Linked DNA regions of Mus musculus: region 1 is linked to region 2. Evidence: chromatin loops called from intact Hi-C (ENCODE). Cell type or tissue: heart. All regions are shown on one strand.

Region 1 (5,000 bases), 52 kb before region 2:
GTGTAGTTGTAGGGAGCAGAACAGAGCTTGCCAGATTGTAGGTGGGGGGGGTGGATGAGAGTTTGGGATCAAACCCTCCCATACTGACTATGTACCGAAGTATACAAAAAGGTCTCTTCTTAGATGTTACCTTTAAGATTGCAAGTTTAAAAGAATTCTAACAGCAGTGTTACCTTACTGTGGTGGTGCAAATAAAAATGGTCATCAGAGGCCCATTTATTTGGATGCTTAGTCACAAGGCAGTGGAACTCTTGAATGAGATTAGAAGGATTCAGAAGGGTGACCATGTTGGAGGAAGTGTGTCACTGGAGGTGGGCTTTGAGGTTTTTTAAAAAACAAACAAACAAACAAACAAACAAAACACTTACCTGTGTTGTTTAAGAGTTTCTCTCTTTCAGCACGTGGATCAGGACGTAGCTCTCAGCTATTGCTCTAGGATCACACCTGTCCCCATATTCCCCGCCATGATGATGATGGACTAAACTTCTGAAACTGTAAGCCAGCCCCAGTTAAACGCTTTCTTTTATAAGAGTTGCTGTGGCCATGGTGTCTCTTCGTGGCAATGGAACATTGACTAGGACACTTACCTAGACAGAGGAGACTGGACAGAGAGAGACTACTTCATCTAGAAACCCCTGAAACTCTCAGGTTTCAGACTGAGAGCCCCACGGCAGGTGTTAGGGTTGACACCAGAAAATAACAGAGACACTGGTGTGGTCTTTGCAGAGTGCCTCTGCAATCCTCCTCGCGTCATGCCGAATTTCTCCTGCCTTTTCCAGGTCTTCTCACCAGTTTCTACTCTAATACCCAGCACCTTGTCTCAGACTCATCCATACGTTCTGCCAAGATGGCTGGATCTCATTTTATGGCTTGGAGGATACCCAAAACTAGTTATACACATGGAAATAGCGGTACAAGGGACAGAGTCAGGTTTGGTCTGGATGGGATGAGGCCAGGCTGCTAAACTGTTACCTAAGCTCTCTGGTCCAGACATCCATCGAGCAAGCCCAAGTTGAAACCACAGATTCCTCCCTCCCTTTTGCAGAAATACTAGTATACCAGTCTGTAGTTCTTCTCATGCACTGAGCTTTATCTGGAATGTGGGCAGGTTCTTCTCTAAGGCCTTGGCCAGCAGTGTGGCACACCTCTGGCAGATGGGGCAGATTCTGGAACCCTGCCTCATATGACTTCATGCATTCTTCAAAGAAACCACGATGGGGAAACTCGGAGGCAGGAATACCGTAAGTCGCCATAAGGAAGCTGGAGCATGGCCTTCATGATGCCAGAGGCAGTGGTATCAGGCTCAGTGGAGATGGCTGGAGGTATGGGGCTCCAACCGGGCTAGATCACCATAGACTCTTCTTCCTTCGCCCTTCCTCTGTCTGTCAGGCGTCTGAAACTCCAGAGGTGGCTTTATCAACCAAACATCATCCATCACTGATTTTCTCCACCCAGTGGTTGTGGATATGTCATTAGACTTCACCTTCCATGGTCCCATACTCCCACCACCTCCGTGGCTCTGGCAAGGTCTGTATACCACTCTCTGGTCACACCCACCTCCACAGGTACCCTTTATGTTTCTGAACTCTTTTAAGCCTGCCTGGTCCTCTTCCCCTGAAGGCCCTTGGAGTTAAGGAGTAAAGACAGTGATGGTCTGCACTAAAGGAGTAGGCCAGGATACCGTCTTGACGGAAGGATTTTTAGGTTTGAGAGAGGGGTACCTCGGGTGGCTGGATCAGCCTGAAGGTACTGGCTCTGGGTTGGGGTATCCATGCAGAAGGCTTGGGAGCACAGCCAGGAGCCTTTGCTGGTTGTTGTGGGAGCTTGGATAGAATGGATTCTCCTCAGAACATTCTTAGTCACTGTCAGTAGAGGGGTGGCAGAATGCAGAGGTATCCACACAAGAGTTCTTTAGCGGGAGGTCTGGTGGTCATGTCAAAAGGGTATGAGCTTGGGAGTGGCTGCGCATGGCCTTCAGCACCTCCTGATGTTGGCAGATTTTCTCCAACAGCTGCTTCTGTTTCCTTCCCTGTTTGGGAGTCCTTTGGACTGTCTCCAAGGGGGGGTCCTCTCTTTCTGCTCAGAGGCCTCACCCTGGTCCTGCCTGGGATGGTGGTTCCTGGAGCAAACCCAGGTACCAGGGCAAACTTATCCATCAGAACTCAGCCAGAAGATGAGAGTCATCCACCCCAGACACAATCGCAATGAGCGGCGGTCAGGGTTTCCATAACCCTCTGGTATTTGCATTACAGCTCACCAGGTGGGTGCTGCTTCATTCCACTTAGCCAAGAAGTAGCCAGACTCATCCCAGAGCCTGATGACTTCATCCCATAATGCACCAGGTGCTACCCCATTGCCTGAAGCAGGTCACCAACTCTCCTTGGCATCAGCAAAAGCCTGCTTATGCTGTGTGTGACGCTCTGAGGCCAGATAAGGCACATCAGAGACCTCAACAACCTGCCATGTGCTATGCTGTTCTCCAGCTGTGAGCTCTCTTTCTTGTACATCTTGATGAAGTGACTACAGTTGGAGTAAATGTGCCTTCTAGGTCCTGATCTTCAATATGGACCCCTGAAACAAAATCAGTTCCTCTGGCTTTTAGGGGTTAATCACTTGGCCCCCTTGACTCTTCTCTTGATATTAGCTTTTCTGCACAGGGCAACAGCCACAACATCACCCTGGAGTTCTGTGTGAGGTCTCCCACTCATACAAACTTCTAATGCCTAGCTGGGTGCCTAGTGGCTTTTTCTTCATCAATCTGTGACAACATTTACATTGCTTTCTTCCATTCACATCTGTCTTGGTCTTGAGATGACCTAACAAGTACTTAAACAATGTAGACAAACGTAGTACTAGTCTAATGTAAAGACCACCCTGGTCTTTACATTATAACTGTGGGTGTGTCTGAGATCTGAAGACCTGTCTCAGGCCTGGCAATAGGCACGGGAGTGCTAGTCTGGCTTAGTGCCCTCTGTAAAGGTCTTGGCCATCTGGATATCTTTTGGATTGGAGGCTCCGTTCTGTGTTATCCATAAGCCTAAATTTAAAAATAATCAGCAGTGTTCTCTGGAACAGAAATCTCTTCGTCCTGTCAGCCAGCCCAGTGTTGCTGCCACACCGCTTGTGGCCCTGGAAGCCCTAGATTCTCGGGCTGTGGAATCAAAAGCTAATCGCTGCTATTTTCAGGAAGCCTCATGACTTCTTCCTCAGTGTATGAGACTGAATGTTTAAAGATGAACTTTGCCTCGGCGGCTAACGCCTCTGACGGGTTCCTGTGTCCGAACATTCCAGGTAGGCAATGGGACTGACTTCATCAATACCTTCTTCTTCATGGCTAATCTGAAATGGGGAGAAGCTGGGCATGGTGTTTCCCTTCTTGGTGAAGATGGTAAAAATCCTTCCCAGTATGCATTGAACCTGAATTTAAAGCCATTCCTGTACTGCCCAAGCTGGGTAGACTCAGGTGTACATTTGCCTGGATTCCCAAACACGGGCAACAACCAGGACATACTCAACTCTCCCATAAATATAAATCTGCCTTGGAGTCACATGTGAAACCTTGTTTACCTTTTCGCCTCTTCCTCATTGCGCGACAGGGTGATGATATTTCCTGTTTCGAAGTGCTACAGTCTGGGGAGCCCTTTTCTCTTTCATCTCAGAAGCTTAAGAGGACTCTTGCCTTGTTACCACAAAATGCCTGGCAGTAGAGTCTTTAAGAAAAGGGTCCTTTTGCTTATGCTCCCCGAAGTCTGAGGGCATGATGGTAACATTGGCTTCCAGTAAGGACTTTATGGTAGGGTGAGTGAGTGAGTTCACATGAAAGAGAAGGGGGAGGGGCGGGAAAGCAGAGGGGAGAGAGAGACAGAGAGATATGATGATGAGAGAGCAAGACATGAAACAAGAGTAAATTAAGAAAACAAACTTGCTTCCTAACAACCTACTTAGTCTTAATCTTTTCCCAGGGTGAAAAACTAATAGTCTCTTATTAGTCCCCACCTCCTCAGAGTGCCACCACCTCTCCAAACTATCATATCAAGGCTCTTGTTATTAAGTGTTCTCAATCCGGAGCTCAGGACGAGCGAAGCGTTCGTTGCCTTGGTTCCTCTGGCTCGTTGCCAAGGCAGGACCCAGCAGTTCTGAAGGGACCTTGAGCCTCTGACTGGAAACAGACCCCTTGCTATTTGTGTCTCCATTTCCATGTCTAAGGAGCCACAGTGTGACTGGCCACTGACTTTCAGGGCAGGGAAAGACCATCCTAACTGTTTGAAGGAGATCAGGGAAATGCTAGCTGAACACCAACACCAATCATATTGACCGCAGCAACGGAAAGGCTACTCCTTGAGGCCCTGGGGCTGGCGTCCGACTCTGTTCTCCATTTTCTATGCTGTCCTGTCTCTAAGGGGAAAAGACTTGTGAGACGCTGTTTTCTGTAGAGTGTGGGTTTCATTCCTGTGGTATGAATGAAAACTAAGCCATCAGCATTAGTCACACTTGACTCTGGGCTCCCAGAATACTGGGTATGTGGCTTCTTAGAAGATGATGCCACGTGACTTGGGGAAGCTACAGCAAGGGGCAGGAGTGATGTCTAAGCCAGCCTGCATTGCAGCTGTCCCACTGTGTAATGGTGATAAGTCACATGGTCTCTTTCAGTGCTTTGGCTTCTTCACCTGGAAAACATATAAGAATGGTACCTACCTCATAGGACCATTGAAAGGATGAGAAAAGCAACATGGCCGGGTGCCACTTACTGACAGAAACAGACTCCCAGAAATGAATTATATGGTGATTTCTGTCTCTGCAAGCATCATAGACTATACCATACAAACTCAGATGACATGTCCTACTGCACACCCAGGCTAGTGTTGGAGGGGGGGGGGCTGCCTGTCTGTGTATCTGTGTGTATGTGTGTATGTGTGTGTGTAGTATATTTCTGTGTGTGTCTGTGTGTATGAATGTGTTTGTGCATGTATCTGTGCATGTGTGTGTGTGTGTGTGTGTGT
Region 2 (5,000 bases):
AATAGCCCATCCTTCTATCAAGTAGATTTTACATCCATATATGGCTAATCACTGATGGAAAGTATTTTAAATTAAATTCATATTAAAGATAGACAAGCATTTTTTTCTTCTCACTCTTTGTAAAGAGCATAGTATAGCAGCTATGTGCAAAGCATTTACATTGTATTGCACTGTGTGTTAAAAGGAAACTACCTGTGTGTGAAGTTTGCAAGAGGGTGATTGCAATGCTACCCCGTTTTATATTAGGGACTTGAGCTTCTATAGAGGGATAATATGTATTTGTATGTGTATGTATATATGCATATATGCCTATATATGTATGTATATGTGTATGTGTGTATATGTATATATGTATATTATGTATATGTGTGTATGCTTATATATGTATGTATATGTATATATGTATGTATATGTGTATGTGTGTATATGTATATTATGTATATGTGTATATGTGTGTATGCTTATATATGTATGTATATGTGTGTATGTGTGTATATGTATATGTTACATATACATATATGTGTAACACATATGAAGATTGGCACACGTCTCTGCATATATAAATGTGCATTAGTAGGAGGAGAATAGGGAAGCACTGGCCTTTCTCAGCCATTGACTACATCTCATTTTATCACAACATGCACTCATGCTCAGACTCCTTCTTTGGTTCCCAGCCCATCCTCTTGGGTTTTCTCAGTCAGTGGCTCGTGGCCTGTGGCCTTGTGGCTAGTAGTCGTTCATTGCCTCTCAGACTGTGTCTTTTCCAGTGGGCTGCTCAGTCTCTCAGAGAGGATGCATGACACCCTTGCTCTCTCCTTCCTCCCGCATCGTAGGAAGAAGCTAGGTCTGGGAGAGCATGAGGACTGAGCCGAGGAGATAAACCAGGGCTCAGACACTCCAGGCTCTCATCCCAGGCTCCTCCTAATCCTGCGACTGCACCATAGAGTTATCTACAGTAGACAAAGTGGGTCCCTAGACTCAGCAGTGGCCTGGGACTGTCTAGGTCTTGGTTTGTTTCTTTGTATATACATAATGAACATGTTTGAAGCACAGGTTTCTGTTTTGTTTTGTTTTGTTTTTTTGGTTTGGTGGGGGTTTTTTGGGTTGTTTTTGTTTTTGTTTTGTTTTTGTTTTGTTTTTGTTTTTGTTTTTGTTTTTCGAGACAGGGTTTCTCTTTATAGCCCTGGCTGTCCTGGAACTCATTTTGTAGACCAGGCTAGCCTTGAACTCAGAAATCTGCCTTCCTCTGCCTCCTGAGTGCTGGAATTAAAGGCGTGCACCACCACGCCTGGCCTGAAGCACACTTTTTAATTCTTTACAAGCAGAAGCTTAGCAACAAACAAAAGTATATCTTAAAAGCTAACGTATCTGTAGATTTCAGGTAATAAAGGGATAGAGAACAGAGGGGAGAGAAATAAACCCAGGCCAGAACTGAAAATAGCTGGTACATAATATTAAAATCTTTGCAAGGCAATTAGGCAGGAATGAGACTCGGTCCTCTGAGCAGGTCACAGATGGGCTTCCTTGGGCCACACATTCTATGAGTAGGTTTTATATAGAAAGCTCCATGTGTCCCCATGGGCATTGCCTTCCTGGAATGTCCAGGCTTCACAGTGGTTTCTCTTTTCTGAGCAGTTACGCAGATGTTCGAGTGGAAAGGAGACAGGAGCTGGCTCTGGAAGACCCACCCACAGAGGCCATGCACCCCTCTGCAGTGAAGGTGAGTTCATCCCTGCTAGAGGGAAGGGCTAAGCAGTGGCACCTCCCATGGGTGGTGCCATCTATCCCATTCTGATAGATACCAGGCTAGCAAGGATGGATTCATCTGGACTAAGCCCTCGCTGGAGACCCATAGCTCTCCCGATAGCTTGTGGGTGTTTGCTCATTTGCCTTCCAGGATGGTCCCGTGAGGTAGATGCTGTGTGCTCTCTCCCTTCCCTCCGATGAGCATGGAAGCATGGGTACTCAAGGACAGGCTTGTAAAAAGCTGGCTCAAAAACAGCCTCTGGACTCAAGGAATGGCTTGGCAACTTCCCAGCCTTCCAATGATGGCTATAAAAAGCCACAGATAAAGTGCCAGAGAGCAATTCCATCACCCACTAGAGTGTGGAACAATCCAAGGCCTACATCCCTCTCTTAGACTAAGCTTTATTGTATTGCTTCCAATTATTAGCCTGTGCCCCCTGCACTCCCCAGCTTTGATCTTGCTTTATGGTACTAGGAGTGCAATCCATGTGAAGCTACCGCCCCATCCCTCCCTGTAGTTTCTGACTAGGTGTCACAAGATTTTAGTTAGTAGCCACCTTAGCATCAGCTTTGTCAGGAATGCCGATGTAAAAAGGATCCTTCAGTCCACCAATCCCACCACCTCCTTCCTTTCTCTACCCTGAGTTCTCTGGTCCCATCTGTCCAGACTTTTCCTCACACAGTGCCAAGAAACTATGAAGGCCAGAGCCTTGGGTCTCAAAGGTCATTTATACAACAAGTAGAAACATTATAAGATTAAAAAAAAAGAAGAAGAAGAAAAGAAAGAAAGCTAAGAATGTCCTATGCTAAGAAATTATCAGCTAGATGAGCCTGCGTTCTTTCAAGAAAGCAAGTGCTGCCAGTCAATCTATGAAATAAGGATTTCTTTTCATCAATTGTGGATAAACCCTTTTTTGGGGGATATGTTGAAAGCTGGGTGAATGCTTGGCAGCAGAGTCGTTCAAGTTCTAGGGTGTCCAGAAACTTAGATTCCGGAATCTGACCAGAGGCTTTGCAGCAGCCTGCCAGCCTATCTGTGATCAATAGAAACATCTGTCATCCCTTGTGGATGAAATTGGGAGGAAGGAAAAATCACCCTCAAGGATCAGAGAGCCCTGTCTACAGAGGCTCACCTGATCTCTGTAAGTGTTCCCCACCCATCCTTACCTGAATGGCTGCCATCACTTAGTGAAATGTCTGCTTCCCACATCACACTCTGTCACAGTGTCGGGTCAGAGAATGGAATTCAGCTAGCGTTAGACAGGTGTTAGACACACCATACATCAACCACAGAGTAATATAATATGTACCCATCAGCGAAACAGAAATGTGTCTCTCTCTCGGGTTTCTGTGTGAAAAGGTAACACCTCCTTTTGAAGTGAAACCTCTATGATGTTGCCTCTCACTCTGTGGTGATCTTGTCTGAGGGACATTTAATGCTCCACTGACTGACATGTCTGTGAAATGCAGATTCCATTGTTGGCTGTGATATTCCATGCTAGCAGTGCCTGTGAATGAATGCCCCTCCGTGTGCATGCTCACTCCTGGGGCCAATTCTCTTGGCTGATCAGGAATATGTGATTCACTGTGGTATGGTGCAGTGACCCTTGGACCAGCCTTATCTAAGGAGATTGTCACTAAGCAAATGACATTTCCCACCACACATACAGGTGCATCCTGCCATCCTGTTTGACAGAAAAGATTGTAGGTCACATATCAGTCATGCCGGTCCTCTTTATGGGGGGCACGCACACACACACAGACATACACATGCATGCACATACATGTATACACACATACACACGTGCATATTCACACTCACATACACACACATGTATACACACTCACACACATACACATATTTACACTCACATAGATGTGCGCACGTGTGCATGCATACACACACACACACACAAACATACACATCATGGTAGCAACCGATCTAAAGTCAGAACAACACATGGACTCACATATGTGAAACTGAATACCCAAGTCAGTGGGTGGTCATTACACAATGGGTGCGGTAATTTCTCCCTTCTGGGTTGCCACAGGACTTAGGGGAATAAACACTGTGTTTTCTTCTTTGGCTTAAAAAAAAAATCATAACCTATTTGCATACACTATGACTCTTACGCCATAAAGGTTTGTAGCCTGTCCATCAAAGCTGCTTTCTCTCCCGTCATATCTTGTTTGGAGTAGACACGACCTGGAAGCCAGGACCAGATAAGAGTCAGATATCAAACAATGAGAGACCATAGCTTTTTACCCATGCAGAGAGCAAGTGTGCACGGCAGCAAAGGAAGAACCCTGTGATGGCCCAGTGCCCTGTATCTCATCGCCATGTTAACAAGCCATCACTAATGGTAGCCCTACTGCATTCTGATCTCTCATTTCAGAAAACTACAATACTTGTCAATGAGATAACTGTTTTAAGGAACAAATAAAATGTAAGGTCAGTGGAGGGAATATAAAAAAATCAAAATAAAAGAGAAAGAAGGTGCAAATAAAAGTGGTTTGTAAGACAAAGCCTCTTGGTGATGGTACAACACATGAGTATCTATCTACTGTACCCAAATGTATCTAGAAAGATTCCTAAGATGATAGAGCATTTCTCCCACTTTCTTCCAAATTCTTCTATGTACTAGAACTAAGGTCACATTTTCCACTCATTCATGGAATCTTAATGCTGAAGCTTATTTTTATTTGTGTGTCTGTTTGTCTATCTGCTCGCACGAGCTCATATGCACATGTGTGTGTTTCAGGAAAAGGACTCAAGCCTAGAGCCTCCACAGCCCTTTAATGCACTTGACATGGGCGCCTCAGGTCTTCCCAGCAGCCCTTCTCCATCAGCCTCCTCAAGGAGTTCCCACAAGTCCTCACACACAGCCATGTCAGAACCCACCTGTGAGTACCATTCCATGGACGGGTAAATATGGGGCCATCAGACCAGGGGCACAGAGTCACACAGAGTCCCAGACTGAGTTGGGTCAGGCCACCTTTACCCAGAATGCACAGGGTGTAAAACAAAACAAAACAAAAACACCATGACCAAAAAGTCAACTGTGGAGGAGGGGGTTTATTTCCTATTACAGTTGTAGTGTGTCATCCAGGGACATCATCAGGGCAGACACTCAAAGCAGCACCTGATGTGGAAGCTGTGGAGGAAGAGTGCTGCTGACTGGCTTGTTCCTTGTGGCTTGTTCAGCCTGCCATCCAGGACCACCAGCCCAGGGGTGGCCCCCACCTACATCACA

What was found. Peaks named below come from ENCODE experiments on the same cell type or tissue, not always from the same donor. Only the 100,000 strongest peaks of a DNase experiment are listed, where the experiment ranks them.
Region 1: it touches region 2 in a loop (2.4-fold over the local background); 5 of 42 quality-filtered maps call a loop at or near these places.

Annotation. Positions count from the first base shown.
Region 1 is chr1:39,277,541-39,282,540 of GRCm38, forward strand. The region is part of intron 2 of Npas2 (neuronal PAS domain protein 2); the gene reads left to right. It also overlaps the pseudogene Gm17904. Among named protein-coding and RNA genes, the nearest start is that of Npas2, 86 kb to the left of the region's middle. In heart, no CTCF peak of the experiment used is centred here; a DNase peak (open chromatin) is centred at 3,031; H3K27ac peaks cover 850 bases; H3K27me3 peaks cover 1,340 bases.
Region 2 is chr1:39,329,302-39,334,301 of GRCm38, forward strand. It overlaps Npas2 (neuronal PAS domain protein 2), which reads left to right. Exons shown (of 21, transcript NM_008719.2): 12 at 1,636-1,720; 13 at 4,509-4,650. Among named protein-coding and RNA genes, the nearest start is that of Rpl31, 36 kb to the right of the region's middle. In heart, no CTCF peak of the experiment used is centred here; a DNase peak (open chromatin) is centred at 2,050; H3K27ac peaks cover 308 bases; H3K27me3 peaks cover 500 bases.